Linked DNA regions of Homo sapiens: region 2 is linked to region 1. A link is a loop called in an ENCODE intact Hi-C map of the cell type or tissue named here. Cell type or tissue: ascending aorta. All regions are shown on one strand. Each heading gives the region's core, and the rest is flanking DNA. Links, peaks and the distances in the headings are about the cores only. Region 1 overlaps TWSG1 (twisted gastrulation BMP signaling modulator 1). Region 2 holds the start of NDUFV2 (NADH:ubiquinone oxidoreductase core subunit V2).

Evidence for each region. Hi-C counts contacts between places; a loop is a spot of excess contacts. Peaks named below come from ENCODE experiments on the same cell type or tissue, not always from the same donor. Only the 100,000 strongest peaks of a DNase experiment are listed, where the experiment ranks them.
Region 2: a loop joins it to region 1, with 2.4 times the contacts of the local background. A loop is called at or near these places in 1 of 110 quality-filtered maps.

What each region holds. Positions count from the first base shown.
Region 1 is chr18:9,351,317-9,366,865 of GRCh38, forward strand. It overlaps TWSG1 (twisted gastrulation BMP signaling modulator 1), which reads left to right. Exons shown (of 5, transcript NM_020648.6): 3 at 8,656-8,755. Among named protein-coding and RNA genes, the nearest start is that of TWSG1, 24 kb to the left of the region's middle. In ascending aorta, for the core only: no CTCF peak of the experiment used is centred there; no DNase peak of the experiment used is centred there; H3K27ac peaks cover 731 bases.
Region 2 is chr18:9,096,514-9,112,062 of GRCh38, forward strand. NDUFV2 (NADH:ubiquinone oxidoreductase core subunit V2) reads left to right here and starts at 6,186. Exons shown (of 8, transcript NM_021074.5): 1 at 6,186-6,284. The coding sequence starts at 6,231. RefSeq lists a silencer at 5,914-6,273 and an enhancer at 6,546-7,255. In ascending aorta, for the core only: a CTCF peak has its summit at 7,098; a DNase peak (open chromatin) is centred at 6,078; H3K4me3 peaks cover 2,500 bases; H3K27ac peaks cover 2,500 bases.

The DNA of each region.
Region 1 (15,549 bases), core at 4,654-7,153:
CTACTCTTACTATTTTGATATAGCTCCTTCTGGTTTTTATTCTCTGTTTAGATTATTTTTAACAATTTTATGGTATATACAACTTTTGTGTTTTACATTTTCACTAGCATTATTTTATGTTTCTTTGAAAAAAATTATGTTTGGTTAGAAAATTTCAGTTTTAGGTTAAAAGTAAATTAAAGCAATATATTTTCAGAGTTAGAACTGTCTTCTGCATTGCTTTAATACCAACTTAATGCTTTATATTTTTCAGTTTAGGTTTATTTCTTTAAAATTTATGAAGAAACCCCAGTGTACCATGCTGGGTTTTTTTTTTTTTTTTTGTCTTTTTGTTTTTTTGTTTTTTGAGACAGAGTCTCGCTTTGTCACCCAGGCTGGAGTACAGTGGCTCCATCTCAGCTCACTGCAACCTCTGCTTCCTGGGTTCAAGTGATTCTCCTGCCTCAGCCTCCTGAGTAGCTGGGATTACAGGCACGCATCACCACCCCCAGCTAATTTTGTATTTTTTTAGTAGAGATGGGGTTTCGCTGTATTGGCCAGGCTGGTCTCAAACTCCTGAGCCCAAGCAATGCATCCACCTTGGCCTCCCAGAATCCTGGGATTACAGGCATGAGCCACTGCTCCCAGCCTGTTCACTGTTTTTAGATGTACAGTTTTATGATTTTTGACAAACATGTACTCATGTAACTACTACTACAATCAAGATAGAGAATATTTTTCATCACCCTAAAGCATTCCCTTGTGCCCCCTTTGTAGCTGGACCTAGCTTTTTCCCTAGCCTCAGCCCCTGGCAACCACTGATTTGATTTTTTTTCTCTATAGTTTTGCCTTTTCCAGAATGTTATATAAAAGGAATCATACAGTATATAGCCTTTTGTTCTGTCTAGCTTCTTTCATTCAGTATAATGCTTTGAGATTCATCCATATTATTGTGTGTGTTGGGTAGTTCTTTCCTTTTTATTGATGAGTAGGATTCCTTTGTGTGGATGTACTACAATTTGTTTATCCATTCACTGATTGTTGGACCTTGCGTGGTTTCCAGTTTTCAGTAATTATGAATGATGTTGATACTTTCCCATATGGGTCTTTTTATGGACCTATGTTTTAATTTTTCTTGAGTAAATACCTAGGAATGGGATTGCTGGGTCACCGGAGCATTTTGATATTCGTTATCTCATTGGGATGCCCAAGTTTGTAAGGGAAAATCCAGGAACACCATTCCTTTTTTATGACTGGGAAACCGAGACTCAGGGTTGCAAACAGCTTATGGGCTTAAAACCAGATCTTGTAAGTCCAAGTCATTTGCTATCTTTACTAGAATATAATGTTGTTTTCAATGACGTTTCCTTGTTTTATTATAGCAACAGGGTTAACAAATCTCTCAGATCTTTGCAACAAGAATGGAAATATTTATCAGTAACTGAGAGTCAATATTAATAAGATTCTTCCTCAAGTTGTTAGTTTCCATTTCTGGCCTAGAAATTTGGGAGTTCATACAATAAATGTTAACTCTTAAAGTCTAATCTTAATCTTGGATAAATATACTCCCCCTCAATTTATTTTGCATAAATAATTAATATCTGACCAGAGCATCAGTTGTATAGTCATGGCACTGTGTAACAACATTTTGGTCAATGGCAGACAACATATATGATGGTGGTCACATAAGATTATAATACTGTATTTTTATTGTACCTTTTCTATGTTTAGATATGTGTAGACATGCAAATATTTACCATTGTGTTATAATTGCTTACAGTATTCAGAACAGTAACATGCTGTACAGGTTTGTAGCCTAGGAACAATAGGCCATACCATATAGCCTAGGGTTATAGCAGGCTCTACCATGTAGGTTTGTATAAGTATATACTGATATTCATATAACAACAGAATTGCCTAAGGATGCATTTTTCAGAATGTATCCCTATCCTTAAGCGATAAAGCGTGACTGTATATGGAATAAGATTCTTCTCTAAAGATGATCGAATCTGTCTTCTGGCATCTAAAAATTTGAAATTCTCTGTCATATTGAAGGTTTTCCTTAATATAAATGTAGTAAAATACATTTTGAATGATTAGATTTTTCCCTCAAACTTTTCATCCTGCCAGACTTTCATTTCATATAAGCTTTGAAAACAGTTTGCCAAATTCTCTCTAAATACTCATACTGGTCAATAGAGAGTAGCTCAAATGTATAAATTTCAGTTTACCATTTAGTGTAAAGTTTTAATTTTTTTCCATCATAAAATTATTGAACAACGTGTCTACCAAACTTTAAGAACATCTAGCATAGTTATTTACACATAGAAGATGTCTTATTCCATATTACCTTGCCTCTAACATGCAAGAGCAGTGGTGGTAGAAAAAGCCTTGAGTCAGAAGACCTTGTTTCAAAGCCGCAGTTGTGTGAACTCACAGAAATCATGAAACCACTCATTCTCAGCCTTCTCTTCTCCACATGAGGAACAACCACACTTTCTCTGTGACTTGCAGACTAGGGAAGCAGAAGATATAGTCATTAACCAGCTGAAGCGACAACAAAAAAAATTAAGTATTGCATTCCAAGTCACTGGTTTTGCAACTCTTAGCCAATGAGTCCAATTTTACCTTTACAAACAATGATTAAACTTGGGCAATAGCATTTCTAGTTGTATTCAGGTACTGAGAGTGAAAGATATAATAATGCCTTTGATTAAACAATCTAAAGAATTATCTAAGTTTAATTATAGGCTTATTCTTTCTAAGAGAGTAATAACTGTAATTATTAAAATGTTAATTTAATGAAAAATAACTTTTATATTTCTCATTTTAATGTTTACAAAACAGGAATACCTAACCATAACTGGGGTCAAATTCTAGCCACTAATTGAATGAAGTTGTATAAATTTCATGACTTCACTTAAAAAATAAGGATAATAACGACATGAATCTTTATGAGATTCAAGACAATGCATATAAAATACTTAGCACAGTGCCTATAAGGGTTAAATAGAACCCATTTAAGGACTTTGGGGGAGGTGGTAGCAGTAAATAATTGGAAGCATTGAGTCAGTCTTTATTTTGGACTTCAGGGAACTTGGTGTTTAGTTTTGATCACATGTTCCATTCAACTGAGCAGAACCCAAATTTAGTCATAGTGAGGTTAGTAAAATATATAAATAACCCAGTCCAAAGAGAAGATTCTAAATTTCAACTCTACCGTATTTTCTGTTTAAGGAGTGGAGACTTTGAAATAATAGTAAAATAGAAACTGATGAAGTTTATGAAGGTGATAAAAAATGAGAAAGTGGACAAGGTGTGGAAAGGATTAAGAATTTAATCACTGTTTCTGAATTTTGGCACATTGATGTACTATTATGCGCTGATTAAATTATGTTGACAGATTTTTTATGATAGAGAAATGCTATTTTTTTAGATCAAGGTAGTATATAATCATTATTTTGTTAGACATGCATAGGAATTTACCAAAGGGGGAGGAATTTAGGGTTCTTTCTTTCTACTCTAGTAGATATTTTCCAAAGTCTTATATAATTAAAGAAATACTTTTAAAATTTTGGTAAAACCTTTCTTTTTATCTTGACTTTAGCCTTTCTGGTTATAGAAGACATGTGTTCTTATAAGTGAAACAGCTAGGGGTAAAGTTTTCTTTTTTTTTTTGAGACAGAGTCTCGCTCTGTTGTCCAGGCTGGAGTGCAGTGGCCCCATCTCGGCTCACTGCATACTCCGCCTCCCAGGTTAACGCCATTCTCCTGCCTCAGCCTCCTGAGTAGCTGGGACTACAGGCACCCGCCACCATGCCCAGCTAATTTTTTGTATTTTTTGGTAGAGACGGGGTTTCACCATGTTAGCCGGGATGGTCTCGATCTCCTGACCTTGTGATCCGCCTGCCTTGGCCTCCCAAAGTGCTGGGATTACAGGCGTGAGCCACCACACCCGGCCTAAAGTTTTCTTTTTAAGTGTTCTGAAGAACAGATTCTGCTTGATTTAAATGGGGCAGTTTTTATGTTTTTCTGTAATCCTTGTTTCATCACAGAGAGTTGTTCTGAGTTGTTTTTTCTTTTCTATTTTCAATACTTGAGTTCAAAGCACTTTACAAATGTTATTATATTTAGAAACATTCATCCTAACCGCAGCTTGCTTGCTGTTAAAAATATTATACATTTCTAAATATGTTCACAACCAAACATTATTCAATAATGTGATTTTTAAGGGCATGTAGAATGAATAGAAAAGAATGAATTACTTGATGAGCTTCATAAAACTGCTATTTATAATTATTTGCATGTGGAAATTCATTGTTTCAGTTTGTTTCTTGACTTAAAAACAGTAGTCATAGAGTAGACATATTTTTGCTCTCCTGATTTGCAGTAAGATTTTAAATGCCATCTATTAAATTTGCCTATTATATTTCTCCTGAAAAGTAAGAGGTGTGTTTTTGAAAATGGAAAAGGCACAGATGCTGTTTTCAGGCACAAACTCTGTTTTCAAAAGGTCGGTTTGAAGAGCTTGTTTTTCTTATTTGCCCATCTCCTAAAAAGAATGCTGACGTGAGTTATGAAGAATAGAGAGTATTTGATGTATGTGGAGGCTCATTTACCCAAATTATGAACATTTCTTAATTTATGGTGATTAAATTTCTGCTTTATTAAGACAATGGTTTTTTAGTCTTTTCTGTAGTAATGTAGAAAGAAAGAAAAATATTAGCCAGGATATTGTTGTTTGGTGTCCAACAAGTTTTAATAGTAGTTTTTACCATTAAAGTCTTAAACTGGATTTTTGTCTCTTTAATTGTACAGTAATGAAAGCTTATCTCTGTCGTTTCCCTCTTGTTTCTCCTTACCATAGCTTTTAACGTTGTATTCTATCACTAAATTATAAAGCAGTAAGCATATGACTACAGCATATTACTCTCTTACACCAGTATGTAAAAGTGCAGGACAGGCATCTATTAAGAGGGTGTGAAATACATTTAATCTTCAGAGCTAGATAACCTGGGCAAGTTCAAGCGACTTTTAAATAGGCCGTTAGTTTTAACTTTCTGTTTGTTCGCAGTAATCTCATTCTCACCCACCTTTTCATTCTAGTTTAAAACACTTCACAAATACCTGACAGTAAAAGGCATAATGAATGCTTCACAGACTCAGATTTCTCTAATGGGAACTATTAAATTGACATTCATTTAAAAAAATTATTTGGCATAATATACAGTAATTCATTTAGCAAGCTACCATTTGGAAGCTGCAGAAAAAGGAGAGACTATATTCTTTGAATAGATTTGTTACTTTTCTAATTTGTTTCTCCTTAGTTTAGTTAATAATATAAATACAGGTTGAACATTTCAAATCCAAAAATCTGAAATCCAGAATGCTCCAAAATCGGAAACTTTCTGAGCATTGACATGACATCAAAGGAAATGCTCATTGAAAGAGTTTAGATTTTTGGATACAGGATGCTCAACTGGTATAATGCAAATATTACAAAATCCAAATAAACTCAAAAATCCAAAACACTTTTGGTACCCAGCATTTCAGATAAGGAATACTCAACCTGTATAAGCAACTAAGATAGTGAAAGGATATTTTCTACATATAAAGTAAATTAAAATTTTTTAAAAAGCTTTATTTCTTGTGACTAAGTGCTAACCTTTATAAATCTAAAAAAAAAAAAAAAAAAAAGACTGTTAGTATTCTTATCTGATGGTGTTTCTAAAAAGTGCGTACTCAGAAAATGTTCTTTTACTCCAAAGACAAAGTATAGCTTTGGCAACTCTGTTTTTCTACATTTCCAACTAAGTTTGAGCCTGTCTGAATCACGCATCACCAGTTTTGTGATGAAACAGCTATACTTCTCATTAAGTCTCTGCCCTTTCAGTCCCTCTGTTTCTGATAGGCCCAGCAAAGTTACCTAATGTCTATGTCACATGAATGCAGCCTGAGTGTACAAAATTCTGCAGTACCAAAATATTACAATGTGCATATATTAGGTCACACATATACACTTATATCAAACTAATGAATTAGTTAGAAAATAGCACAAGTGTTGATTCTTGAAAGTGCTGTATAATTAGCAAGGGGACTTTTGGAGACAAAAAACAATAACAAAACCCAAGGAATTAAAATCGGTGCTGCAAAAAATGTCGTATTAGAATAATGGGCTGACTCTAATAGTGTAGAAATATAATAAGATGAATTTAGTAGGGATAAATATTGTGGTCTGTGTTTACATTTTGAAAGCACGGTATTGAGGTACAGAAATGAGAAATAATAGTTACATTGCACTAGTTAATTTTTAAAAACATACATATCAATAGCATTCCATTAGGTCTCAGATTTTTAAAATCTTACTGAAATGATTTGTTGGAATGATTTGAAAGTAGCACAGTTGCTGACAGCATATTGCTACCCCAAACAAACAAATTTTAGGCTTCTTTAATTTTAAAAACTAGTGTTCACAATCAAGGAGGTAAGTGGGATTCTCTCCTTCTTGGCTAGTTACATTATGCCATAAGGAGGAGGAGCAGGGAAGGGGGGGGATGGGGATGATGATGATTTAAGATTACCACACTTTCACCTAATGACAAAGCTAATGGCAGGGTTAACATCATGTCATGGGGAACAAGTGAAGAAACCATGGGAGTATTTGATCTAAAATGAGGACATGGGGGAATAAAAATAGAAATCATTTTGTTTTAAACAGGGCGTTTTTGGTTGGAAATAAATAAAGCCTACTCCAATTGATATGAATATATCAATGAAGAATATCTCCAACTGATAATAGTATCTCTAAGAACAGGAAGTGCAGCTGGTTGCAAAGGACTAGAGCCAAGAACTAGAGCATTATTAGGAATCAGAATGGCGTCTTCCCTCCCTTCTCTTCTCCTTGTGACCATGAATGTCATGGTGCTTATCTTTGGAAAGTAGGAATGGGGGGGCCACAGGATAATTTTTTACCTCTTATTTTGAAACGGCCTCCCCAGTACCAGCTCTGTATGATCCCCTAGTTCAAATTCCTAACAGAGATTGACAATTATCTGTGTCTTACTTCCAGAATCTTGGAAGACAATCTGATTGACCAGCTACAGTCTGTTTTTCACCTGTGTTCCAATTATTTGTAGCCAGAGAGAAGAAAGGTCATATAGTTCAAAACAGAGCTGCAGACAGACAGGGTGGGAATCAAAGGCAGGTAGCAGCCAATCAGGGCAGACATTCCAAACTGTCCAGTGCAGGTGCCATGAAAAATTAGAACGGCTTTGTTGAAGAGAAATTATATTTGGAGGAGGGGGGTCTTAAGGAGCAGGCTTCTGGGAATCAGGCTTCAGTTCCACAAAAGAAAACACTTAAAACTTTATAAGATTAGGACCGGCTACTTTGGATTGTTAAGTTCCTTGTCAGCTGTGGGCTGCAATGGCCATATGTTGATGGAACACTATAGAAGCGATTCAGGTGTTACATGGAAGGATGGTTTTGTTGACCTGTGAAGTTCCTTCTAAGCCTGAGAGTAAAATCAGTTTTGTCATAAGTTATTTCCACCAAAATAATAAAATATTAATGTTTTTCGTATAAATATATATGGTATCTTAAACCAGGGAAAGCAAGTAATCAGTGGTGGCTATGGAATTTCCATTTCAGTTGGGTTTGTTCAGGACTGGCAGTCTGGTGGCAAGGGGAGGGCAGGGGCAAGTGCTAAAGGAATTGCTTTAGAACTTCATGTACAGAGCAAGCTATCTTAGCTCTTGTGGAATAACAAACCACCCTAAAGTTTAGTGGGTTAAAACAATAGCCATTTATTTAACTCTTGTTTCTGTGGGTTGACAGTTTGAGCCTGGATCAGCTGGGTGGTTTTCTGGCCTTATTCCTGTGTCTGTTGGCAGCTGCTGGTTGGTTGGAAGCTGGCTGATCTAGGATGGCCCCAGGTGGACTGACTTGTCCACATGGCCATATCCTGGCTTCACATGGCAGCTGGGCAAAGTTCTAAGAGAAAGAGTAGATGCACTCAAGGCTTCTTGAGGTCTAAACTCAGAAGTGACATAATCTCATATCCACCAAACTCTCTTGACCAAAGTGAATCTCAGGATCACCTAAATTCAAGAGGTCTAGAAATTGACCCTGTCCTTTGATCAGAGGAGCTGCAAAGCTACATTGCAAAGAGGGGAGACCTAGAGAGGGGAATAATTGCCACCTTCTTTGTAAATAATCTACCATACCAAGCACACTTTTTTCTGTATCATGGAACAATAAAAATAGAATTTCCAAAGTTCTTTTACTCACATTTTACATATTGAGGAACCCTACAAGTTGGCTATTTGTTTAAATTTGGACAACGAATATAATAGCTGAGAAGCAGGTTTTGTTCTTGTACTGAATTATTCGTTGAGGTGGTGTGGGTAGTCAAGTTATGGATTATAAAATAAAATATTTTCCTTATTTCAAAATAAGGTAAAAGCATTCAAAGTATGTTCACTGAATATATCCAAAAAAAATCTACGTGACATTGTAGATATTTATGTTCTGATGAATAGTTAATAATGTTGAATAAAAAATTATGTGAAGAATACATTACTGTAAATGCAAATATGGCAGGGTTTTTTGCTTAAAAAGTAGCAGTTTTATATATGATTATTTGGAATTTGAAGTTTAACATCTGTCTTGTTTCTAGGAGCTCTGCCAGTGCCGGCCGGGAGAAGGCAATTGCTCCTGCTGTAAGGAGTGCATGCTGTGTCTTGGGGCCCTTTGGGACGAGTGCTGTGACTGTGTTGGTAAGTTGATACCAAGGGAGACTTCTTAATATTTCTTATCACAGAATCCTTGGCTTTAAGAGACTTTAAGGAATATAAATGTAGTTTATGTGCATAAACAAGTATGTGTGTGAAATATAGTAAACATACAGAACATTGTATTTTTACATTCAATTGTATTCAGTAGTATTTACCTATACATGTATTTAAAAGTGCTTATCCTTGGGAAGTAGGAGTGGGGGGCCAAGGCAGAATGTTTAACTTTTTATTTTGAAAGTTTTTGTACTGTTGAATTTTTTATAAGCAGCAGCATTTTTTTTTTGTTTTTAATAAGAAGTAGGTTTTATAAGAAGAAACATTCTCCAAGATGTGTTAAGTAAAAAAAGTCAGGTTCAAAATTATGTTTATAGAATGCTATCATTTGTGTGTTAGAAAGAAAACTTACGTGTGTAGGAAGAAACACCTGTCAGCCCTTCTCTGACCAGTTAACTCATTTTTAACTTTTAAAACCCCAGTTCAAGTATCCCCTTTCCTTGGAAACCTTCCTTATTTGACTGAGATAAAGGATCCTCTATGCTTCTGAGAGATCATTTATTGCATGCTCCTATAATTGTTGTTTTGCATGTTTTTTCGACAGAGTATCACCTCCTTAAGAACAGGAATATCATCATATTGATCTTTTTTACATTATCCTTTATCGAAATAGGCTATATGCATATACTTTTTAAGTCACATAGTACTAAAACAATCCCATCTCAGTTCTTTCCAAGCCTTTGATCCTATGCCCAGAGACTACCACTTTCAACTTTTCAGCGTTGCACTGCTTCCATAATTCTGAATAATAACCCTATACTACTCTCTTGATTCTTTGATTTTAGAAACTATCAGTTGACTTCCTCTTATGGTAGACAAGCATTTAGTTCTCTTATCTCTTAATCTTCCCAGTGTGATTTTATCACTCCTTCTAGTGAAATCAGTATTTACCTTAATAATCACTCTAATGAATTAATAATATATACTCATTTGATGCATAATAATGTAAGCACTAATTAATTAAATGAGTTATCCCATTATCTGTCTTTCTGTATTTTGGGTGTATGGTGTACTTCTTGAGAGATTTCCTAATCTTTTCACCCTTGTATTAATTTTTTAAATTTTTACTTCCTTTTTTAATTTCCAAGAGCCCTTCTCTGATTGTCCTTTTTTAAGGAACATACTGTTCTTGTTTTATATGTAACATATTTTTCTTATCTTTATGGGATTCTTAATTGTACTGTTTTGTGGTTGCTGTTGAGTTTTTTCCTTCTACTCCTTGCATGATTTCCATTTTCTCAGGTGTCTGGTGACCCTTGGCTGTCTATTCCTTTGTAGAATTTAGGTACTCCAAAACGGACTGGGAGTACTTAATCCATGGACAGGGCATGGAATGTAGTTTGCCTCACGAAAAGGTGGTTGGAGGATGAACTGCCTTTTTCACTGACGAGCCCTCTATTTCATGTCTATAGATCTTTCCCTTTAGGGTTGCACATTTTTTCTAGAGAAAGATCTCCTGGTTTCCTGCTGGTGTTGAGGCTGGGGTATGGGGCAGTATGCCAGGCTGCAAATGTTCTGGGAACCTGAGGGGTGAGGTCACAGTAAACAGTAAGCATACTTTTATTTACGTTCCTTGTTTTTTTCCCATACTCATCTCTACCCTTTGCCATTTTTGGCATTCCCAGTCCAGGGCCTCTTTGGTTTAATTTCTCTAAAGACTAACTCTCTCATCTCCTACAGTTGTGGAAGAAGAGACAGGGACCTGAAGGTATAACTACCCCACAGAATAGGCTTGCCTCTGCCACTCTGGCACCTCCAGCTCCTGAGTCTCCTCAGGGTTCTGTGGGGTGCATGGCCTGTGTGAAGACTGCTCAGTCAGGTACCTTTAGCTCTTAGGTTCTCCACAGATAGAGTTAGTGTTTCCATTTCTTGTTTTTCTTTAGTGTTTTGTAGTGAATTCTGAGAGAATGGGGGCAGAAGTATCTTTTCCTCTGTCCTCTTATATTCATCTTGGTATCTCTAACAGCTAGCTTTGAATTATTTTAGGTCATTAACTGTATATTAATTTAATATGTACAGTGAAACTAAAAAAGAGGAAATAGTCATCTTAATCTCTGATATACACACATAAGATTTTTTTTTGAGACAGGGTCTTGCTATGTTGCCTAGGCTGGAGTGGAGTGGTGTGATCATGGCTCACTGCAGGCTCAACATCCTGGGCTCAAGCAGTCCTCCTGCCTCAGCCTCCCAAGTAGGTGGGACTGCAGGCATGAGCCACAACACCCAGCTGATTTTTATAGTTTTGATGGAGACAGGGTTTCGCCATGTTGCCCAGGCTGGTCTCGAACTCCTGGGCTCAAGTGATCCACCCGCCTCAGCCTCCCAAAGTGCTGGGATTACAGGCGTGAGCCAATGTGCCCAGCCTCACACATAAGAATTTAATTTAAACATGGATGCCAAAATACACAAATGAACTTTTATTAATAGCATTGCCTAAAATAATGTGTATGTATGTGTGTGAGAGTGTTTGTGCGAGTGTATGAATGTGAGTGTATGTGTGTTATATATGTGTGTGTCTTAACCATCACACCATGATGACAGTGCTGTTCAGCGTCTTCTTTTAGGAAGAGAGTTCTGCATTTTTTTCCACTGAGAAAGAATAATTATACATGCTTATATCTCTACAATTTTAGAAGCAACTGGTATGCTTCCAGGCTAGTTCTCATTTTTTTAAAAAAAGCTTATTTACCTTTAAGGGTTGGATGTCCAGTTTTAAACTTTGAGTAAGTTCATAATGTAACTTCATCTTTCATTTTAAGTTAAGTTAATCTTTCTACTTTCTAGGATAAAACTGAGATATTCCAGTTCTATTTATACAGCAATCCTCCTCCTTGTAGGCAGCTCTCTTCCAAATTAGGCTCTCTTAACATCCTTTGCAAACCTGCCGCTGCTCCTCCTTCCTAAGTTGAAATAGTCCCCATACTTTTCATGGGTGGGGCACAGACCTCTGAGAGAACACAAATTAGAGTGCAGCCTTCCTTTCCTCTCTCATTCTGTGGACTTCAGCACATACTTTCTCTAGGAAACTTTCCCCTGTGGCTCCCTTGTATAAGAGCTTCTCTTTTCTGATTTTTTCTTAAGGTAAGAGTAACCACCATAGTTGATTTTAATCTTTGCTGTCCAACATATTCCTGAAATCCTGTGGGTTTTGGATCCTAGATCTCCACCCACAAGCTCTTTTTTCTTTTTTTTTACTGTTTTTACTTTTCCAAATGTGCACAAAAATAGAGAGTACAGTGATACGTACTACCTGTTCCAATAGTCATTAATACATTGCCAGACTTGTTTCATCCATTCATCTGTTTGTTGGTATATGTCTCTATCTTCCCCCACAACCTTTTTGTTTTGCTTAGGTATTACAAAGTAAATCATTTCACTATTATCCGTGAAGTCCTTTAGTTATACATCTCAAAAAAAGAGTATTTTTACATAACACAATGTCATTACTATGCCTAATGTAATTAACAGCACATCTTTATTTTATTTTTATTTTTATTTTTGAGGCAGAGTTTTGCTCTCTCGCCCAGGCTGGAGTGCACTGGTGCAGTCTTGGCTCACTGCAACCTCCACCTCCTGAGTTCAAGTGATTCTCCTGCCTCAGCCTCCCAGGTAGCTGGGACTACAGACACACGCCACCATATCTAGATACTTTTTTGTATTTTTTTGTACAGATGGGGTTTCACCATGTTGGCCAGGCTGGTCTCGAACTCCTGTCCTCAAGTGATCTGCCCTCCTCAGCCTCCCAAAGTGCTGGGATTACACATGTGAGCCACCGCACCCGGCCATTTAACAGTACTTCTTTAATATCGTCTAATACCACTCAGATCATACTTAGATTTCACTGATTGACTAAATGTTTTTTACAGTTGTTTTACTCAAATCAAGATCCAACAAAGATTACTCACTGTATTTGGTTGTTAGATTTCTTAAGTTTCTTTTATTCTAAAACAGTTTCTTCTCCCCCTCTCTCCCATCCTTTAATATTCCATTGGCTTTTTGAATAAACTAGTCAGTCATGATTGGTTTCTTCAAAATAAACCACATTCTGGATTTGGTTGATTGCTTCTTTTGGTTATTTAACTTGTTAGTTGGTCTTTTCTATTTCCTATAGGCTGGAAGTTAGATATGAAGGCTTGATTAGATTGAGGCTCAGTTTTTGGGAGGAGGGAACAGTGGTACAGTGTACACAAAGGCAAACAATATCCAGACGTCCTGCTTTTAGTAATGCTAAAATTGATCCCATGAGTTCCGACGGTGAAAGTCTGATCCCTTTGTGATAAAGGTCCCCATCAGCCTTTCACCTGGTGATTTCACCCCTTCTTGATGACCATTGCCTGAGTCAGCTACTTCATTAGAAGCTGTAAAACAGCCAGGTGTGGTGGCTCACGCGTATAATCCCAGCACTTTGGGAGGCCAAGAGGGGGCGAATCACCTTAAGTCAGGAATTCAAGACCAGCCTAGCCAACATGACGAAATCCCGTCACTACTAAAAATACAAAAATTAGCCAGGTGTGGTGGTAGGCACCTGTAATCCCAGCGACAAGGGAGGCTGAGGCAGGAGAGTCACTTGAACCCAGAAGGCAGAAGTTGCAGTGAGCCGAGATAGTGCCACTGCACTCCAGTCTGGGTGACAGAGGGAGACTCTGTCTCAGAAAAAAAAAAAGAAGAAGAAGAAAAGTTGTAGAACAATGATTTTCTATTTTTATCATTACTTCTGCAGTTATTAGCTGGAATTTTTCTGTATAATGTAAATGGAATCCTACACTACTACATAGTAGCTTAAAATACATTTAGAACAACATGAAATGATGAATGATTTAATAATAGACTCTTTAATGGCATTAAGACATTGTAACTTTTGATTCATGTTTAATGTGCATTAAAAGTTGGATTCTGCCTAAGCATGATGGCTCATTCCTGTAATTCCAGCACGTTGGGAGGCCACAGAAGGAGGATCACTTGAGCCCAGGAGTTCAAGACCAGCCTAGGCAACATAAGGAGACCCCATCTTTACCAAAAATAAAAATTAATTAGTTGGGTGTGATGGCATGCACATATGGTCCCAGCTACTTGGGAGGTTAAGGCAGGAGGATTACTAAACTCAGGAGGTCAAGGCTGCAGTGAGCTCTGATTGCACTACAGCACTCCAGCCTGGGCAACAGAGTAAGACCCTGTCTCTAAAAAAATTTTTTTAAATAAATAAATAAATGTTGAATTCTATGGGAAATGTTAAATTAGAAGAAAAAATTGCCTGAGCGCAGTTGCTCGTGCCTATAATCCCAGCACTCTGGGAGGCCAAGGCAGGCGGATCACTTAAGTTTGAGACCAACCTGGGCAACATGGCAAAACCCCGTCTCTACAAAAAATAAAAAATTTAGCTGTGCATGGGTGGCATGTGCCTGTAGTCCCAGCTACTTGGGTGGGAGCGGGGGCTGTGGCAGGAGAATCGCTTGAGCCCAGGAGGTTCAGGCTGTACTGAGCCATGTCTGAGTCACTGCAGTCCAGCCTAGGCGGCAGAGTGAGACTTTAACTCAAAAAAAAAGAAAAAGAAAAAGAAAGGAAAAGAAAAAAACTAGGCCAGGCCCAGAGGCTCACACCTGTAATCCCAGCACTTTGGGAGGCCTAAGTGGGAGGATCGCATGAGCACAGGAGTTCAAGATCAGCCTGGGCGACACAGGGAGACTCTGTCTCTACAAAATAAAAAAACAAAAAATTGACTGGGCATAATGATGCATGCCTGTAGTCCTAGCTACTTGGAGGGCTGAGACAGGAGGATCACTTGAGCCCAGGAGCTTGCGGCTGTAGTGAGCTATAATTGCACCCCTGCACTCCAGCCTGGGTGACAGATCAAGACCCTGTTTCAAAAAAATAAAAGAAAAAATTAATAACTTGTGCCAATAAATAAAACATGGCAAGCATGAACTTTTTCATCTTGAGCCACCTGTTTAGCATGTCGTGGAACACTATAATTCAGTGGTGCACTGTTTGTATAATGTTGATATAGAAATAGCAGATTCTTTATAGTACCAAGATCATTTGCTATACTTAATAAATTGGAAGCATCATAAGCTCCAAGACCAGGCTGTGAAGCCTGCTGAAAACCTGCTTAGCAACCACAGCTTGGCTCATTTTGCCATACCAACTCATAGATCCTAGATGTCGCTGTGGTGAATGGAAGAAAGGGGCACAGGGAAAGAGCCGGAAAAGGTGGGTGGTGTCAGGCAACAGGCACAGTGCCTGCAAAACCCAGGAAAACAGGATCAGACAGCTCTGTGCTGGGAACACAACCCTGGGACAGGCTCTACCACCTAGTGGATCAAATGTTTCTTCCTTAATCCTGCTCTTTGTTAGGCAAATTCCTTGAACTCTGACTTTGAACTCAGGGCTACAGTCCAGTACTAACCTTGACGGGTCTTGGCATCTTCCTTTTGGAACATCCAGGTTTTTCGTTATGACTCTCTCTTGTATCTCAGGTCAGATCTAGATAGATCCGTTGGTTCCTGCATAGAATGGATTTCTGTCTTGCTTCGCTCTAACATGTTACTTTTCTAATATTAAGGAATAAATAGGTGCTAGGAGTTCAAATTTTCTGTTTTCTGTTTTAAGAAAAACTATGCAAATTATTTAGATACATTATTTATTATTATTAATTTTAATTGACAAATAATAGTATATATTTACCCAGTGCAACAGGTTATTTTGAAATATGTATACATTGTGGA
Region 2 (15,549 bases), core at 5,728-8,227, 250 kb before region 1:
AGAGAGAACTCTCATTAACATTTTACCTTTCCATATTTTTTCCTATGCATATACAGAAAATGTAGTAATGTTATATGTGATGTTTTGTAATCTTTTTTTTATTAAGTTGCCACACATTATGGGCATCTTTTCTTTACAATAAATATTTTCATTATTATTTTTAAATCTGCAGAGCAATATCCCATTGTATGGCTGTACTGTTATTTAATAAATTCTCTACCGATGTCATTTATATAGCTTCCAGGTTTTCAGTATTACAAATAACACCATGATAAACATTTTTGTATACTTTTTCAGTTACTTCCTTAGGATAAATTCATATTAAGAAACCGAACACATATTGCCAAATTACCCTCTCCAGAGGCTGATCTTATCACACTCCTACCATCACCAATGAGAGCATGTAGCTCCACACATTACCAACAACAGTGATCAGCAATTTGCAAATCTATCAGGCAAGAATTACATTCATTGTTGTTTAATTACTTTGACTACTTGCTAGGGAAGCATGGATCAAATTCTGATAGAAAATTTCACTTCAGCTGCAGAAGCTGCTAGGATCAGTCCCATGTTGGGGAAGTAACGAGCGATGTGAATCTGATAATGGCTTAGGTGACGTTCTGCTTATATTATTTTTTTAAAACAATCTGTTCTTGAAGTCTATGTAATTAAGTTACTGGCTGTTTTGATTTTCATTTTCCCTTTTGGTCTCGAATATGCAAGAATAACTTGAGAAGAATCTGAAAGAATCATGCAGAACTCACTCGCTAACCTCACGTCCCCCCTCACCTCAATGTGAAATGGGTCTAACACTTCAGTTTACCAATGTGACCGGATCATTCTTCTTTACATGCTCCAATTTCCTGCTGGAAATACTTCTCTCTCTCTCTGTCTCTCACCCAGCAGTAACCTTATCCCATTTTTCCCTTCCATTGAGTTTTGACTTTATACCAACTGGCTCCCTTTCCCTGCAAAGCAGGACTGGGCCTGCAGCTCACATTTTTCATTAGAAAACCCAGCAAGGCAGGCACGTCAGTATTGTTATGTGAGGGCATGCTGAGAGCCAGAGTGCACGATCTACCTGTGGCTGCTTTAATAAGTAGGATGTGACTTAGGAGTTAATCACAATTTAGAAAGCCTGACTAAAGTGTTCCATAGATGGAGCAGACAAGTTGTTAGATACTGAAAAAAAAACAAAAAACAAAAACAAAAACCCAAAGCTTTTCTGAACTCTTACTGTGTACCAGGCACCATGTTCATCATTTTCCATAAACTGAATGATTTAATGTTCTAATTATACTTTCAGAAACTGAGAACCAAAGCTTCACAAAGGCGAGTAAGTGACGAGGTCAGAATTCAAATCCAATTACAAAGCTCATGATTTTCATTACACCACGTCCTTGATAGTGCCTATGTGTGATGGTTTAAATGGCTAAGAAATCAAGAATGAGAGAGTCAAAGTTCCCACATTTGGTCATCCCTGTAGACTTTATTCTAGCTCCCCCAGCCTCCAGTCCCTCACTCCCCACCCCCAACACCCACACATTCTTTATTTAATGGCTTGACCACTATAGTTAGGGCCAATTTCCCTGGGCTTATGGTACTAGTGCCAACTTAGAATAGTGGAATATATCAAACCAGGCAGCCATGATGTTCACTATGGGTTCATTACATAATCAAGCCAATTTCAATCAAGCTTGTAGGGTTAGGTCAGTAACTTGAAATCATCGATGTCCATGCTGGTCTGTGTCCAGAAATAATGACTTTGATAGTGGGAGGAAGAAGAGGAATTTTCCAAACAGCCCCCACAATTCTATCCTAAGGACTCTGAGAATAGTTGATTGCACATGAGGCTACTTTATAAGTGGAGTGGCTCCAGAAATTAACTTACGTTACTGGGTGTAAAAGATATCCATTCTGACATTCTCACTTAATAAATATTTGGGCTAAGGATAAGCCAAAGTCATGCTGGACATTAACAAGTCTTTTGACTTGGTGAACAGTGTGGTGCCACACTTACTGGCAGTTGAATTGAAATAAAGTTGAATTGAACTAAAAGCATCTTACTTTCTGTAACATCTTCAAGAAGGTGTTAACAGGTTAGACACTCCCTTAGCACACATCCTTAATGTTTTAAACATTACTCTTTGCACTTTTTGGTTCTGTTCCTAGGTAATAGAAATTGGGGGCACCTGGTAAGTCCTTGATTAGTGTCAGGCACCAGTGGGATATACACTTTCTCTATAGGTCATGAACTCAAAAAGACGGTGGTCTACTGTGGATGATCCCGTTAGTTGCCTACCTAGATTTACTTCTTCAGCCCCTTCCTTGCTGGCAGAGCTATTTTGTTCAGGAGCTAATGGGCCCCAAACTAGCCCTTCCATTCTCCTTTCTGATTAGTGGCTTAATTATCTTAATATTGTAATGTTCTATTCTGATGATGGTGATGATGATGATGAAGGCTAACACTTACTAAGCATTTACTCTGTGCTAGGTACTTTTTAAAGAACTTTAAAAGGTATCAACTCATTTCGATACAGGAGTTAAGAAGAAATTGCTTAGGCAGATAGTGAGGGTATGGGAGTCCTCAGTAAGGTTTCCCTTTTAATAAAAAGCAGCCGCCAATCATTTTCTTTTCTAACAAAGAGCAGCCTGTAAAATCGAGCTGCAGACAGACAAGCAAACTAGGAGCTTGCACAGGTGAATTCTGGCAGTTGTGCCCATAGGAATATACTACCTGGGATGAGGCATGTTCAAAGTGGCGGCCCCATCTTCTCTTTTTGCCAGCAACGTGTACAGTAAGGAGCAGACTAGATGGCACTGCCCAAGTGGAAAGCCCATTTGTATAATAAGATTAGGGTTGGGAGACCAGCCTTCCCCTTGCTACATAAACGTTACACCTGGTCAAACCAATCTGTGAGCCCTACATAAATCAGACACTGCCTCCTCAAACCTGCTTATAAAATCTGCTGTGGTCCGCCCATGTCCCTTTTTTCAGACGTCTTACAAGGAGCTGCTCTCCTCTCCCCTTTCTTCTGGCTATTAAACTTTCCGCTCCTTAACCCACCCACATGTGTCCCTTTCCTTAATCCTCTTGGCAGGAGATGCTGAACCCTGGATATTTACTCCAGACGGTGATGCCACTTCAATTTCATTCTTGTAAACCAAAAGAGATAGTTCTCAATCAATTTAGAAAGTTTATTTTGCCAAGCTTAAGGACGCACCCTGACATAGCCTCAGGAGGTCCTGCCGACCTGTGCCCAAGGTGGTTGGGGTACATCTTGCTTTTATACATTTTAGGGAGACATGAGACATCAATCAATATGTGTAAGATGTACATCTGTTCACTTCGGTAAGGCGAGACAACTTGAGGGAGAGCTTCCAAATCCTAAGTAGATAAGAGACAGAAGGTTGCATTCTTTTGAGTCCTTGATCAGCCCTCCACTGAATACAAAATTTAGTCTGGCTCAGTGCATTTGCATTTTTACATGAACAATAGGGCAGAGAAAGCAATCAGATATGCTCTTGTCTCACGCAAGCCTCAGAGGGATGACATCGAGATCTGTCTGTACTTTGTCCGTAAGGAATTTTCTTGTGGGCAAATTGTGAGGGAGGTATGTAGCTTTTTATCTTTGTAGCTATCTTATTTAGGAAAAAAATGGGAGGTAGGTTTACCTGACATAGTTCCCAGCTTGTCTTTTCCCTTGGCTTAGTGATTTGGGGGTCCCGAGATTTATTTTCCTTTCACATTCTCCTAATAAAGCCATGAGGAAGGTACCATTATTAAACCAAAGCCCAGAGAGACTAACTTGCCTAAAGTCACGCAGCTAGAAAGCAGCAGCTGAACCCCCGTAGTCTGATTCTAGAGTATTCCCTCTTAACCACTATGTCTTGTAAGCCAATGAGACAAGAAGGCTGCTGGAGGAACATCTGGGACACTTTAGAGGTAAGAGTTCTTTTTCTTCTTTGGAATGTTGTCATTTGTACATGATACTTGGAACTGCTGCAGATATCTTGTGTCTATAATAGGAGTCACGGCTGAGTATGTTGGAGTAAAAAGATGGAAGCCACTAAACATTTTGAAGACATCCTTGAGCAAGGTTGAATTAACTAACCTTGGAGCTACTCTACCTCTGGAATTGTTTTTCATGTGAGAAAATGAACCCAGTATCCTTTAATCTACTTGTTAGAACTCCTGTTACTTGTAGCGAAAAGCACTCTCACCGATACACATAGAAACAAGCATAATTCTGACCTAAGACAAATAGAAATGAGCATAATTCTAACCCTTTTAGGTAGGCAGAATATTTGCACTATGGGCAAGATTTTCATTCAGACAACAAATATTTATTGAATGCCTTCTACTTGCCAAGTATAGTGCAAGTTGCTGAACCAAACAATATAGGAAGGGCAGGTTTCTCCATCCATGGAGGTTATAATCTGGTCGTAAATGTAGTAGTGAAAGTGCGGGCAGGCATATTTTGGGACGGTATCTTGAGGACTAATCTGGATTGGGAGTCAGAGAATGCCCTAATAAAATCCAGTAAAAGCATGCATTACAGATTCAAAAAGAATCCATATAATGTCTATCTCATCCATCAAGTATTTGTGACATGTTTTGGCTTTAGTTGTATAAGAACAGTAAGTATGTGCACAATAGTGTTAGGTGTATAAGTATTTTTATTTTTTATTTTTTATTTTTGAGACGGAGTCTCGCTCCGTCGCCCAGGCTGGAGTGCAGTGGCGCGATCTCGGCTCACTGCAAGCTCCGCCTCCCGGGTTCACGCCATTCCCCTGCCTCAGCCTCCCGAGTAGCTGGGACTACAGGCGCCTGCCACCATGCCCGGCTAATGTCTTGTATTTTCAGTAGAGACGGGGTTTCACCGTATTAGCCAGGATGGTCTCGATCTCCTGACCTCGTGATCTGCCCACCTCAGCCTCCCAAAGTGCTGGGATTACAGGCGTGAGCCACGCGCCCGGCCAGGTGTATAAGTATTTAGGTAACTTTATAACAAAATACATTTACATTAAGGGCCAGACTGTCTTTTCCTTTTAAAGGGAAATACTGAAGCTAATTTAGGAGAGGCAAACTAACATAAAATATAAGGCAAAGGAGTGGGAACCAAGGCATTTGGTATCTATTTCTAGCTCACTGGGCAGCAGTCCTCTGTGTCTTGAATTCTGTGATTTGCGAAATATGATTCATAGGGGTTGCAATGGAATATTTCTGAGTTTTTAAACTAATGAGGGATAAATTTTTAAAATCCCTGTGCTGCTGTGAATGTTCTAGAAATTATTCACAAGTTTATTATAGCAAAGAAAATGGGCAAAAGGAAGGGGGTGGGTACAGGACGTGACACTCCAGAAAAGAAGGCAGTGACGTAAAAAATCAAGAGGAAGTCCACACCAGGAAATAGTGCTGTGCACATTAGAGCTGTTACTGAATAAATACTTGTTGGAATTTCCAGAGATAACCAAACAAACATGAAGAAGGAAGTGGGTTTTTTTTTCAGCTTTATTATGGAAAATATCTAATATGTACAAAAGTACCGAGAATAGTAAATAAGAACGACCATGCAGCTTCTATGGCCTTACTTAACGGCCAACTTGCTTTATTTTTCACCTCCCGCTCCCCACTATTCTCAAGCAAATTCCAGACATCATACCATTTAACCCCTAAATATGTCGCACATATCTCTAATGCAAAAGATTGGGAACCAAGACATTTGGTGTCTATGGCTAGCACACTGGATAGCAGCCCTCTGTGTCTTGAATTCGTAACATGTAGAATAAGATTTATAGTGGGTTGCAACCCGACTTTATTTTTAACTAACAGCAATATAAGAGGAGGTGGCTAATCCTCACAAGGCTCTCCATGAGGGAAGCTCACCCCTATAAATCCAGGCGGGCGCTTCGTTACCCAGGAGCCCAAGGTGCAGCTCCGGGACGCTTCTTTTCAAGGCCGGGACCCCTGCAGCGGCCCGTAGGACACCTCCCTTTCCGAGCACGGACTGGTCCCCGCCCCTCCCCCGGGAAGTCTCCGCCCACAGGGCCCCAGCAGCCCCCGCGCGCCCTCGCTCCCTCCCGTCAGCCCCCGCCCCTCGGCGAAGGGAGCGGCGTGCCGTCCGGGTCGCCTAGGCCTGGGGTCGGGAGCGCGCACGCTGTGCGCCCTGGGCGCGCTCGGGATTCTCGCCTGGCGCGGCTGGGGAAGGTGAACAGTGTGGCCCGCCATGTTCTTCTCCGCGGCGCTCCGGGCCCGGGCGGCTGGCCTCACCGCCCACTGGGTAAGGAGGCTCAAGCTGAGCCCGGCGCTGCCGCCGCCCTTCTCTTGCTCTCCGTGTCTCCCTTAGTTTTGGGCGCAGGAGAGCCCTGGGCTCTGCACGGGCCTGCAGGCGGCGGCAAGGACACTGCGGCCTTAGCCCTCTTAGGGAGGCCGCTGCAGCCCCACCGTGAGAAGCCCCGAGGGAGGGTTGCCATACTGGGAAGTGTACTCCTAGTTTGGTCGAGGAGGACAGAAAAGAGGGGCTGCTTGGTGATATATATATATATGTTTGTTTGTTTTTGCTGTTTTGCTGTAGCGCAGAATCTAGGCCTGCTCTGGCCAGATCAGTTTCGAAGACCGTCGCTCCGAAGGAGGCACCTCTCGTTTCAAGCCTAGTGACCTCGATGCTTTTAGGTTGCAGCATACTGGAGAGCTCTGGCTTGCTTCGTGAAGGCTTAGGGAGAACTTCATTAGGGCTGGAAAAGGGTGGCCAATGTTTGATTTACTGCAGTTGTGCTTTGCATATCGGAAATGCTGGCTAAATAAACGGTATCAAACTAACTCTGAAAGAACGGCGCCGCAAATAACAGCACCCAATTAAAGAACCACAGGATTTTAGAGATTAAATGATCTTTTTGAGATCCAAGTACATCTCATGGTAGGCAAGGAAATTGAATTGCAGAGAAGTTGAAACACTCCTTCACGTTAATCTAAAAATGCAGATTTCCAGAAATGTCGATTATAACAACAGGGCCTGTTACACAAGTAATACTGGAAAGAAGCCTTAGTTTTGTTTGTTTTCTAAGAGTGAAATAGGTTAAGTCAGTTCTCAGCAAGAGGGAGCTAGTGTATATTCATTGAGAATGAATTCAGGGCTTTAGAGTTAGACTCGAGTTTGGATGTTAGCTTAACTGCCTTTTGTGGCTCTATGACTTTGTGCTGTTAATCTTCCTCAGTTTCTTCAGTTGTAAAATGGGAATATTCCTTTTTGCAGAGTTCAGTCTTTCAATAAACATTTGAAGTCTTACTGTACGTCATGCACTGCTGAGCTCTAGTTAACAGTGTGGATAATAATGATAGTCATTTGATAACTGTTTTCTGTATGCCAAGCACCGAGTTAAATATCTACATTCCACATCTCATTTTTGAGGCTGGTATTACTTTTTCCTCATATTACAGATAAGGAAAAGATTTAGACAGTTCCCGTTCTTTTGGAATTGATAGTCTCATGTAAGAGGAACTTTAAGGTTGAGACAATGTAAAAGTACAGTGTTAGAGAGATGAATAGGGTCATCCAATGTGGTTTCAAGGTGCATAAGATTTTTCCTGAAGGTAATACTAACAGATTGGGCATGGGGTCCGAGGGTATTCTAGGTGGAAAGGACAACTTAAAGTCTTGTTGGCAAGAAAAAGATCGGTATGTATGAGAAGCCACCCTCTGCTGTTGGAGGTAAGGTGTGTTCCCAAATGAAATAAGGGAGAGACAGGGGCCAGATATTGGAGCTCCTGGCGTGCCATACTAAAGAATTTGATTTTAGAGGCCGTCAGGAGTCAGTGAAAGGTTTTAAAGTAGAGGAATAAGATGTGGTTTCTGTTTTGGATAGGTCACTGGATAGGACTGAGGGTGGAATGGGTTTGATTTGGACCCAGAAACAGGGAGACTAAGTAGATAAGAGGCTCTTGCAGAATGCTAGGTGAAAGATGATGAGGATCAGACATGGTAGAAAGAAAAGAAATTAGAGTGCTTGTAGATTTTGTTTCTTTTGTTTTTGAGGCAAAGGGGCTAGAAGTATAAATTGAAAAGCAGTTTTAATGAAAAAGAACAACTTGAGGTAGTGGAGGACCATTGTAATCCAGGTTTAATGTTTCTGGAACTCTCTTTCTCTCCCTCCCTCCTTCCTTCCTTCTCTCTCTCCATCCGTCTCCCCTTCTCCCTCCCCCTTCCACCCTCCCCCCTTTTTTAAACAAATAGTACCTGATATGCACTATGTACACAATAAATATTTGAGTTGATGAATAAGTTTAATTTTTATTACACACGTCATACGTGTGTAGAAAAAACAATACTGAGACTAGCAAGTAGAGTAAGCTCAAAAAATAAAAATCATCCATTGTCTTGTCAACCTGGAAATTACCATTGTTAACATTTTGATGTCTACACATAACAGACCTTACAGACAATTTGTTTCTACAAAAATGGAAAGGTATTTATACTGTTTGGTAGCCTGCTCTTTTGTAATGTATTCTGAACAGCTTTCCTTATCAGTAGACATTTCTATACTGTCATTTTAATGCTACATAGCATTCCATTGTGAGGATGTTCTATTACTTATACAACCAGGCCCTTCTAACCTTTCACAAGTAGTGAGATTTCACATTAAACCTAGCAAGTATCAAGAAAAGTACAAGAAAAGTCTACCTAAGTTCCTTTCCTAAATGAGAAACCTTTAAAGATTATTTACGCTTTCAAAGAAATTGCCTAATCTAATTTCTGCTTTGCTAGCTGCCATTCTCTTGACGAGGCTTTTCAGCTCATCATTGCTTAAAATATGGCTAGAATTAAGTATTAGTTTGTGTGATCTTGAGCCATCTTAATCTCTTTGAGCCTCATTTTTCTTTTCTGTAAACTGAGATAATACCTCATAGGTGATTGTAGTAATTGACTAAAAGTTATAAATTATGGAGTAATAGATAATCAGAATAAGTTTATTCCCTTCTTCAGTAATTGCCCATGGTTTTTCTGTAATGTTGATGCCACTTTAGAACTTATCACTGCCTCATTCCCAAGCTGCTATTGTAGTTTCGAAGGTGAGAGGGTTGTGGTGGCATTTTCAATTACAGATGCTCCTTTACTTACAATGAGATGACATCCTGATTAAACCCATTGTAAATTGAAAGTATGTAAATTTCAGTTTACAGTGGGGTTATCTGGACTTAATCGAGGAGCATGCTGAATACTTATCATTTTCATACAGTTGTAAAGTTGGGAATTTGCAAGACAGGCAATTGTAAGTCAGCGACCCATCTGTATTGTGTATTTTTTCATTCATCGAGGATATTTTCCTTTATGTCTTTAGGCATGATTATAGCTGTCCTGAAGTTTGTGTCTGGTAATCTTAGTTGATTTTTTTCTTGAAAATGTGTTTTCCTTTTTTGTTTGTTTCCCATATGTTGAACAATTTTGGATTGTATGCTGAATTTTGTGAATGATACGTTGTAGAGGCTCTAGATCCTGTTTTATTCCTCCAAATAGTGTGTTTTGTTGTTGCTATCCATATCCCTTGTGGGCAGCAGATCAAATATTGGTTCCGTTCTTTTAGCTAGGCTCCTTGGAGTCTGCAGCATGTACATGCATGGTTCAGGGTTCAGCCAGAGATTTCCGTAGAATTTATATACAGAATGTATAGGGCTCCCTCCCCCTTTCTGGCTCTTCCTTTTCTAGGATTTCCCACTTTACCATGTCTGTTGTTCCAAACTCTCACTGAGGCCTGCCTTCAGGCTAAAAGATGTGAAGAAAAAACAAAAACCTCATTGGTTTTTTATGAATGTAGACTCCCCTTCTGTGTCTGCCTGTTTGGTTGTTCCCCAGTGCCTTCAGAAAGCTTTTGTTTTTATAAAATATTTTGTCCAGAGTTTATAGTTATTATTCAGTGGTTTGCCCTGACAGTGTCTACTTAGCCATACTAGAAGTATGCCATCTTGTGTGGTGGTACTTTTCCTTCCAAATTTTAAGTTTTGTACAATGAAATGTTTTCCCCATTCCATTAGAGATTCTTAAACTTGATTTTGTAATGTCCCAGTGTATCTCCATTGTGACTCAAAGGACTCTAAAGAAGTTAATGTAGGAAAAACACCCCAAAACATTTAGTTTTTTATTCCTGCTGTAACAAATTTCCACAAAACTTTGTGGCATAAAACATTATATTTTTAACCTTACAGTTCTGTAGGTTAAAAGTGACACAGGTCTCAGTGGGCTAAAATTAAAGTGTAGCCCGAGCTTCATTCCTTTTTGGAGGCTCTAGAGGTGAATGTCTTTTCTTGGCTTTTCCAGCTTCTAGAGGCTGCTCTTGGCCCCTTCTTTCATCTCCAAAGCCAGCAAAGGCAAGTCTAGTTCTTATATCACATCACTTCGACCCTCCTGGCATTCATCACATATCCTTCCTTGCCTCTTGGTAAGAACCCTGTGATTGATGACATTGGGCCCACCTAGATAATCCAGGATAATCTCCCTATTTTAAGGTCGGCTGATTAGCAGCCTTAATTCTCTTTTGTTGTGTAAACTAATACTCACAGGTTTCCAGGATTAGGATGTGGTTATCTTTGAGAGACCATTATTCTGCCTGCCATAGCCATAAATTAGCAGTTTAAGGAGAGAGAGAATGAACAAACTTTAGTTTATGCAGTGAGGTTCAGTAGGCCACTATTGCAAACTGCAGACTCGGATCTTTTTATTAGAGACTTGAACTCAGTTTCCATTTCAAAGTAATAAAAAGTTGACTTTCCTTTCTCTTTGGGCACTGTTTAGTACCTTAGTGCTCAGAACATTGAGTAATAAATTACAGGTCTGTTGCCCATGCTGTATAACCTATTGAGTGACAGTCAGTCTGATTTTCCAATGAGGAACCTTGTCACTAGTTTTTGAATCAGTTCAGGAAGCATGTTATAAATCAGTTGTAGGAAATGTCTTTCATTACAAAACATCAAAGACAGTTTACACACATTTTGGTTAGGGGGAAGGTGGCTTTATCTGTCGGATATTTTGCTAGGTGTTACCCCATTTTATGTGTGAGATATATGAAGATTGCTGGACAAATAAATGCCCAAGATCACACAGTAGTAAGGGCTGGGTTTATTCGCAAGTCCTGTTTTGTTTTGTTTTTAATCTACCTTTCTGAAGTTGCTCAAACAATTGAAGTTGCTAAGGGAAATCACTATGTATGGTGAAGATTTAAATTTAATAGGCACTCTAATAATAAAAGGTGTACCAGTGTAAGCAGACTAGGGAAATGATTTCACTTTGCTTAGGGAAAAGAGATGGAGGTTTAGGGGCTTTAAAGGGGTAGGAGATGGAGGTTTAGGGGCTTTAAAGGGGTAAGAGGAGGAGGTTAACCTTGGTCATGATGGATGAGTGGAAGGTGTAAGTTGAGATAATGCTGTAGGTATAGCTAGCTACATATACAAAGACACTGAAGTGCATGAGGTGAGACTGAACCCCGGGTCCACTGGATGGGCATTTCATTTCTATAAATTATTCTTGTCCTTAGAACAATTGGTTGTTGCTTATATCCATGTGGGATTTTAGATATCTAAAGAATGTTTTCTTTAATATATGGTCAAGATGGCTGGAATCATTAATGCTGTTATCTTAATCTGTAATGCACAGTGCCTGTAATACCTGGGCTCTTCATGCAGCTTTTCTATAATATAAAATTTAGCCAAATTACATTTGTTAATTCTCTCATAGTATGGTAAAAATTACTTACATTTTAACCTGAATTAACATTTTTAGGTAAATTACTGATGGAACTTTATTTGGAGGATGTTTGTAAAAGTCCTCCTATTTCTATCTGAAAATACAGCAAAACTTAAATTTTAGTGGTTAAGGCATGTACTGAAGTCAGGAAAATCTGTATGTGGCATTTCATTTATTTAGCTGTGTGAGCTAGGGAAAGTTTTTCCCCCTTCTTTGAGCCTTAATTTTCTCACCTGTAAAACAAGATAATAATACCTACTTGGTAGGCTTGCTGAGAGGAATAAATGGATTATAGTGTAGATTTGTAGTTTATAGCATGAGATCTGACATAGAGTAAGCATTTGTATTTATGATTATCCTTGAAATAGATTTCACAATTATTAACCCAGCATCAACTTTGTTAAAATAAAATGCACTGAAAAACTTTTGTTTTTCATGGAATTTTTTTTTTTTTTTTTTTGAGACAGAGTCTTACTCTGTTGCCCAGGCTGGAGTTCAGTGGCGTGATTTTGGCTCACTGCAACCTCTGCCTCCCGGGTTCAAGCGATTCTCCTGCCTCAGCCTCCCAAGTAGCTGGGATTAAAGGTGCGTGCCACCACACCCGGCTAATTTTTGTACTTTTAGTAGAGATGGGGTTTCACCATGTTGGCTAGGCTGGTCTCAAACTCCTGACCTCCAGTGATCCACCTGCCTCGGCTCTCAAAGTGCTGGGATTACAGGCATGAGCCACTGCACCCAGCCTCAAGGATTTTTTTTAAATGTAAAATTACCTAGTCTGAATGAATGTATTGCAGACCCTGACTTTTTTAGGAGGTTTCAGTTTTCTTGCTTGAGCTGGCAATAGGGGAGGCTGTAGGTAACAAGTCAGCAGATGTTGTGAACAGTGAGAGGAAGGCACGGAGGGACCTCAGACCACTTTGGATTCACTAGAGATGTTTCATGTGTGCACTGTGACTCTTGCACAGGCAAATAGATATCTTGGTGGATTTAATCTGTAAATATTAGGGATCATCTAAAAGGTATATTCCTTGCCTTAGTTGGCCTCTAATAAAGGAAAAAAGAAGGGTTTTTGAATTGCCTGACCTTAGTCTTGTCTTTCTGACTAATTAGATTACTGCTTCTGTCAGTTTTGTCTTACAGCTTCTTAGTCTCTTATTAACTTCTCTTAGCTGGATGCATTTATAATGCAAATGTCTGATAGAACTGAAAAGTGAGCTTCGTTGGATGGTAGTATTGTTTGAACAACAGAAGAAATTCAGAAAAAGAGTAGAGCCCATGAAAAGACAATTAAGGAATCCTATTGGGGAGAATATAAAACTTTAATTTTTGTCATTTTGAGCTATTGGTATTGCCAGTGACAGTAAAAGGGAAAGGCTGGTAGAAAGAGCACAGGGCCCTTAGATTGAAAGAGCCTGGGCTCAAAATCCAGGTCTGTCACTAATTGTGCGGTATGGGGCAAGTTACTGTCTTTGAGCCTGAGTTTCTCTAAATGTAAAATGGAAATAATGACTCACTACAGATTTTTTAGGAATCGACGAAAAAAAGTATGTAGAAGAGCTTAACACAGAGGCACTCAAGTTTACTTGACTCCAACGAAAAGGCAGTCACTGTTTTGGCCTGCTTAAATCTTTTCTTTTCCTTCTGAAACACTGAAAAAAAAATAAGCTAGAATTCAAACCCACTGTTAATTTTGAGCTGTATATTAGGTTATGATCTTATTTACTTAAAAAAGTTACTTGGTTGCATGCTTTTCTTCTTAAAAAAAGGAAGTTACTTGGATTTTCAATTGGACTCAATTGGAATTTCTTGAGGTATAGACATTTCAGAGTCTAATGAGAAGCTAGATTCTAGAGAAAAGACTAGACTGTACTCAAAGAAGGGGGTGGGTGGGAACTCAGCTTATTCTTTGAATCATTCCAGCCTAGCTAGGTTGTTTTTTCCAGTTTTAAGCCTGGTCCTGGAATGCCTCTTTATTTCAAAGTGAAACAAAATTGAAATGGCCCAGTAAGTAGTGTAAAGATGTTAATGAGAACTTTTAATGTTTTATTCCTTTATTGAAAGTGTCTGACGTAGACATTACAATGAATGTAAAATAGGTGATATTCTTTAAACACACCAAAAAAACAATTTTCAAAGCCATTTTCAGGCCACCTGTAACTTGATAGGGATGAATAACAGTTTATGCCAGTTGAAAAAAACCGAGAGCTAAGATTTATCAGTTTATCTTCACTATTTAGTTTGTTTCTTTCTTTATTGTTTGTTTACTTACTACTTTTTTGAGACAGGGTCTCACTCTGTCTCCCAGGCTTGGGTGCAGTGCATGATCATGGCTCGCTGCAACCTCAACCTCTTGGGCGCAAGCGATGCTCCCACCTCAGCCTCTCAAGTGGCTGGGACTACAGGCATGTGCCACCATGCCTGGCTAACTTTTGTATTTTTTGTAGAGACAGGGTTTCACCATGTTGCCCACGCTGATATCAAACCCCTGGCTTCAAGCGATCTATGGGGCTTGGCTTTCCAAAGTTCTGGGATTATGGGTGTGAGCCACCGTGTCTGGCCAGCTTCTTTTATTTTATAAACATTATCTCAGCCCTTCTTATACAACTTTGAAGAGGTCGACTTCGGACTTTGAAATTAAGTTGCTCAAATGTTATGCTAGTGTGTATACGTTCAGGTTTTTTGCAGGAATAGAAGAGAAGGGTGGCAAGGATTAAAAAAAGATTAAATAACTTGCATCTTTCTCTCTTAACAGGAGCATTGTAAGCCAAGGAGGCAGGGCTTTTCATTTCTTATCTGCCTGCCTGTATATATGGAGGCCTGATTTTCTTCCTTAAACTCCTTGGTTTCTTAGACCTACTATGTTCTTTTAAAGCTTTGATGTCATCAAACAGTCAGGTGGCTAATAATAAGGTCATGGCCTTTGTAATCATCTGGCCCTAGGATCTAACATAATTTCTGCCAATAATTAGTGATGTGACCTAACCTTGAGAAGTTTTCATAACTCATTTAAATTTCTGGGAATAATACCCACCTTGCAGGAAACTTTAAGAATTAAATAATGTGTAAAAAGCTTAGTGCCTGACACATAGTACTTCTAATAATAATAGCTAATGATAGCCAACACTAATACAGTACTTACCATCTGCCAAGCAGAATATTAAGCACTTTACATGAAGTACATCTTTTTTTTTTCCCCCCGAGACAGAGTCTCACTCTGTTGCCCAGGCTGGAGTGCTGTGGCACGAGCTGGGCTCACTGCAACCTCTGCATCCTGAGTTCAAGCGATTCTCCTGCCTCAGCCTCCTGGTTAGCTGGGATTACAGGCACGTGCCACCACGCCCAGCTAATTTTTGTATTTTTAGTAGGGATGGGGTCTCATCATGTTGGCTAGGCTGGTCTCGAACTCATGACCTCAGGTGATCCGTCCGCCTCAGCCTCCTAAAGTGATGGGATTACAGGCATGAGCTACTGTGCCCGGCCTGAAGTACATCTTTTAATGCTCTCAAGAACCCTATGAAGTACATGCCGTTATTTTTCTGTTTTTATAAATGAGGAAACAGGCTCTAGAGCTGAGCTTTTAGCCATTTTGCTATATTGTCTCTCCATACATAGGATATTTATGGAATATTAGATAACAGTGATACATCCCACCTTCAGAGGTGCTAGAATGTGGAAAATGTGTTTATTAGAAATGATGAAATTGACATTTCATATACTAGAACGTGTTTGGTGTTGGTCATCTTTTACACCACACTCAGCATCAGAAGGGTTTTTTTTTTTTTTTTTTTGATAGAGAATCTCGCTCTGTCGCCCA